Regions from separate parts of the Homo sapiens genome. Here region 1 is linked to region 2. Evidence: chromatin loops called from intact Hi-C (ENCODE). Cell type or tissue: Calu3. All regions are shown on one strand.

Region 1 (2,500 bases), 160 kb before region 2:
AGAGTGCTCTTTTAGTTTAGCCATCTGTAGGTAGCTTGTGTTAGTCGGCTCAATTAGAGCTCCGCCTTATTGCAAGGACAGAGGACTCTCTTTGTCCTGGGGTTCTTGCCATGGTGTACCGGAAGTGGTGCGATCTCAGCTCACTGCAAGCTCCACCTCCAGGGTTCATGCCATTCTCCTGCCTCAGCCTCCCGAGTAGCTGGGACTACAGGTGCCCACCACCAAGCCCGGCTAATTTTTTTGTATTTTTAGTAGAGATGAGGTTTCACTGTGTTAGCCAGGATGGTTTGGATCTCCTGACCTCGTGATCTGCCCACCTCGGCCTCCCAAAGTGCTGGGATTACAGGCATGAGAGTGCAAGGTTTTATTGAGTGGAAGTATCTCTCAGCAGATGGGGGAGCCAGAAGGGAGGTGGTTTACCCCTGGAGTCGGGCGAGTGGCCTGACTCTTCTCCGAATGTCCCAGCCAAACTGTGCGTTGTTCTGCCAGTCAGTGGCCTGCGGTGTGCCGGTGCCCATTGGTGCCTTCCTCTTGATGTCCAGCGCCCTTGTGTTCCTCCGCTGATGTGCTCCTCTCGAAGTCCAGCTGCCTGTGTGTCTGCCTGCTAGGGTCTCAGGGTTTTTATAGGCACAGAATGGGAGTGTGGCAGCCAGGGTGGTCTTGGGAAATGCAACATTTGGGCAGGAAAACAAAAATGCCTGTCCTCACCTAGGTCCGTGGGCACAGGCCCTGGGGTGGAGCCCTAGCCAGGGACCACACCCTCCTCTACCCAGTACTTCCCTTCCTCACTTCCATATCATTTAAAAGGACCACATTCTTCCCTTCCGAGCACTTCCCTTCTGTATCACAAAGTGCTGGGATTATAGGCATGAGCCACTGGTCCCAGCCAATTCCGTTCTTTTAATGCAAACTAGAAAATAGGTGTTCAGAAAGGCCTGCCCTATCCACCTCAAGGAGTTGCTATGAAGATCAAATTAGATCATGTGCAACAGAAGTTTAGAAAGGTTTCCTAAAGCACTGTGCAATGGGAATGTATTTTTAAACTCCACTGAGTGGACTTAAAACTATGTTTTATTTTTTTCTTTCTTTCTTTTTTTTTGTTTGAGACAGAGTTTCACTCTTGTTTCCTAGGCTGGAGTGCCACGATGCCATCTTGGCTTACTGCAACCTCTGCCTCCCAGGTTCAAGTGGTTCTCTGCCTCAGCCACCGGAGTAGCTGGGATTACAGACACTCGCCACCATGCCTGGCTAATTTCTTTCTTTCTTTTGTTTTTGTCTTTTTAGTAGAGATGTGGTTTCACAGTGTCGGCCAGGCTGGTCTCGAACCCCTGACCTTAGGTGATTCACCCACCTTGGCCTCCCAGAGTGCTGGGATTAAGGCTTGAGCCACCGCACCCCACCTGTGTTTCTTTTTTAAGCAAGAAAACAAATGTCTCTCCCCAGCGCTCACTAAACAAATCCCTCTGTTTTTCTTTCCATAGGATTCTTATCCTTCTTGCCCCACTGCAAACAATCTATTTTCTTTTGGCCCTTCCGTCCATCTGTGAAAGGGTCAGGCTTTCTAGCTAACCCTTAATCAAATATTTTTGATTACCACAGTCAAGACAGTACTTATTATTTTTTTTTGAGACGGAGTTTTGCTCTTGTTGCCCAGGCTGGAGTACAATGGTGCAATCTCGGCTCACTGCAACTTCTGCCTCCAGTGTCCAAGTGATTCTCTTGCCTCAGCCTCCCAGGTAGCTGGGATTACAGGTGCACAACACCACGCCCATCTAATTTTTGTATTTTTAGTAGAGATGGGGTTTCTCCATGTTGGTCAGGCTGGTCTCTAACTCCTGACCTCAGGTGATCTACCCATATCAGCCTCCCAAAGTGCTGGGATTACAGGGGTGAGCCACCCTGACTGACCAAGACAGTGCTTATTAATGCCTGAGATGCATCCAGGAGCACATGACCTGGCTGTGACTGTTCTAACAAAGTTCCCCAAATGGGTGGCTCAAGACAACAGAAAGTCATTCTCTCCCGTTCCAGAAGCTTGATGTCTGAAACGGGCAGGGCCGTGCTCCCTCTGAAGTTTCTAGGGATGAATACTTCCTTGCCTCTTCTGGCTTCTGGTAGTTGCTGGCAATCCTTGGCTTGTGGCCACATCATTCTATTTTCTTCCTTCATTCTCATGTGGCCTTCTCTCCTGTATGTCTCTGTCTCTTCTTCTCTTCCCATGAGGATGCCATTATTATTCGATTTAAGGTCCACGCTATTCCAATATGACCTCTTTGTAATTAGATCTGCAGTGACCCTATTTTCTTTTCTTTTTTTTTTGAGATGGAGTCTTGCTCTGTTGCCCAGGCTGGAGTTCAGTGACACAACCTCAGCTCGCTGCAACTCTGCCTCCTGGGTTCAAGTGATTCTTCAGCCTCGGCCTCCAAAGTAGCTGGGATTACAGGTGCATGCCACCATGTCTAGCTAATTTTTGTGTTTTTAGTAGAGACAGGGTTTTGCC
Region 2 (2,500 bases):
TTTTTTTGGGAGACAGAGTCTCGCTCTGTCCTCCAGGCTGAAGTGCGGTGGCACAATCTTGGCTCACTGCAACCTCCATCTCCCAGGTTCAAGCCATTCTTGTGCCTCAGCCTCCAGAGAAGCTGGGATCACAGGGACGTGCCACCATGCCCAGCTAATTTTTGTGTTTTTAGTAGAGACAGGGTTTCACAGCCTGTTACCCAGGCCGGTCTCAAACTCCAGATCTCAGGTGATACCCCCACCTCAGCGTCTCAAAATGCTGGGATTACAGGCATGAGCCACTGCTCCCGGCCCACTCCCTGCTATTTTTAGTTCTATTTTTATTTTTATTTTTATTTTGAGACAGATTTTCGCTCTTGTTGCTTAGGCTGGATGGAGTGCCAAGGCCCCGTCTCGGCTAACTGCAACCTCCGCCTCCCAGTTCAAGCGATTCTCCTGCCTCAGCCTCCCGAGTAGCAGCCACCTGCCACCACGCCCGGCTAATTTTTGTATTTTTAGAAGAGACGAGGTTTCAGCATGTCGGTCAGGCTGGTTTCAAACTCCCTACCTCAGGCAATCCACTCGCCTCGGCCTCACAAAGTGCTGGGATTACAGGAGTGAGCCACCGTGCCCGGCCTTTAGTTCTATTTTTAAAAAATGTTTAGCAACTGGGACTTGCTAGACCGGCCACCATCTTTTGGGAGCAGAGCATGAGTAGCTTGCTCCCGTTCAGGCCATGAAGGGAGACAGACGCAACATCTGGACAACCGGGTACCAAACAGCCCACAGGATGGCTGTGATGCACCCACAAATCCCCTCAGAGATGGGCAAACTGAGACTGGCTGGAGGTGGTCCAGTAAGTGGGGTGCTGAGTTGGGGGCCACCCAGTGGGCTGCAGGAATGGGGCCTTGGCCCAGAGACTGGCTTGGGAAGGGGTGGCGTTTAGGAAGCTGTGAAGCCAGGGCAGGGGCTAAGGAAATACCTGTCATTGGGAATGGGGCCCCCAACCCTGCCCAGTCTCACCTTCATGTGCAGGCTCGAGCCCAGGTACACGGTGAAGATGGCCACAGCCTGCCACCAGTGGTAGATGGTGAAGATGAAGTCCTGTCTCTCCTTGTCTTCGTACAAGATTCCCAGGAGTGCTGCAGGCAGGCAGTACAGGGCAGGCAGGGGAGAGGTGTCACCTGGGGCCTGGGGCTGCCTAGCTACCATCTATGAACTTTACTAAGCCCTGTATGTGTCCCAGCCCGGGACCAGAGAACCCCTAGAAAGTGCTGTAAGCCGGTCCTGGCCTGCCCCCTGGTGGAGACCCTGGTCACCAAGCTGCTCACACGCTAAGCAGAAGTAGGAGCAGGTGCGCCGGGCTGTGTGGATGCAGGTGGTCCCGCTCTGCACCACATGCGTGGCCTCAAAAGAAGAAAGCTCTGTGCTTAGTCATGTCCTGTCCCCAACCGCAGGTGTGCAGTGCCAAGCTTGCAGGCGCTGTTTCTCCTCCTCAGCCGGGACTAGAGAGATCGAACTGTTTGCAGCTGCCAACTCTGCAAATCAAACCTGAAGCTAAGCATGGAGAGGGGGCTTCCTTTCCAGTGAGTCCTCCCAGGGTGGGCAACAAGAGTAATGCATTGGGAGTCAGAAGATGCACACTCGTTCTCAGGACTGTAACGTTGGCTCTGTGGGTGATTTGGGTACTTAACTCCCCAGAGCTGCTTTTCCCAATGGTGAGATGAGCCTATGCCTATTGTGTGCTGTGTTCTGAAGTTCTAAAGTGAGAAAGTGGGCATGGCACCTGCCAAATCATAGGGGCCACTATTAACACCTTCACCACACACTCAGGACATGAACACTCCTGTCTTGGGGCCCTGCAGGGTGACTTTACCCCCACAGTGCTGCTATGAAGAGACAAGGATCCCCCAGCGTTCACCTATGGAGATGGGATATGGAGCTGGGCAAGGGGATGCCATGACCAGACAGGGCACAACATGGGTCCAAGATACCCAGGTTGGACTCTGCCCAGAATTGGCTATCCTTGGGCAAAACAGCCAAGAGACTGTGGTGCAGTATGAGGCTCCAGCCCCTGCTACAGACAGAGACTCCCAGCCAGCCTCTGTCCTACCAGCAGCAGGCATGACCTGTGCCATTCCACACCCCCAAGGATGACGTTCAAATCTGTTCATGGCTTCGGCCCATCAGAACAGACACTGACATGGATGCCCTGCAGGACTGTGCCCATGTGTGTTAGCTGTGTGTCACTGCATGTGCCCATCTGTGGGCAGGGAGCATCCTGGAGCTGAACATGGGCCCACTCGCTGCCTTTTGCAAACAGGGCCCTGTTCCCCAGCAGCCCAGACCTGGGGCCTGGACTCTGGTACTGAGCAGACTGGGTTGGGGCTGCAGGCCTGCTCCTCTCTATACAAAGTCCCATGTCTGTATCTATGCCGTGGATGTACAACAGGCCACTTGCTCCTACCGCATGCTCCGTGAGGCAGAGACCAAAACATATGCTCCAAGTGTCACGAAAACT

The links. A loop is a pair of places that touch in the nucleus more often than their neighbours do. Peaks named below come from ENCODE experiments on the same cell type or tissue, not always from the same donor. Only the 100,000 strongest peaks of a DNase experiment are listed, where the experiment ranks them.
Region 1: it touches region 2 in a loop (9-fold over the local background); 2 of 110 quality-filtered maps call a loop at or near these places.

Annotation. Positions count from the first base shown.
Region 1 is chr4:9,653,537-9,656,036 of GRCh38, reverse strand. No RefSeq gene overlaps it. Among named protein-coding and RNA genes, the nearest start is that of MIR548I2, 98 kb to the right of the region's middle. In Calu3, no CTCF peak of the experiment used is centred here; no DNase peak of the experiment used is centred here.
Region 2 is chr4:9,494,442-9,496,941 of GRCh38, reverse strand. It overlaps the pseudogene UNC93B7. Among named protein-coding and RNA genes, the nearest start is that of DEFB131A, 51 kb to the right of the region's middle. In Calu3, no CTCF peak of the experiment used is centred here; a DNase peak (open chromatin) is centred at 1,271.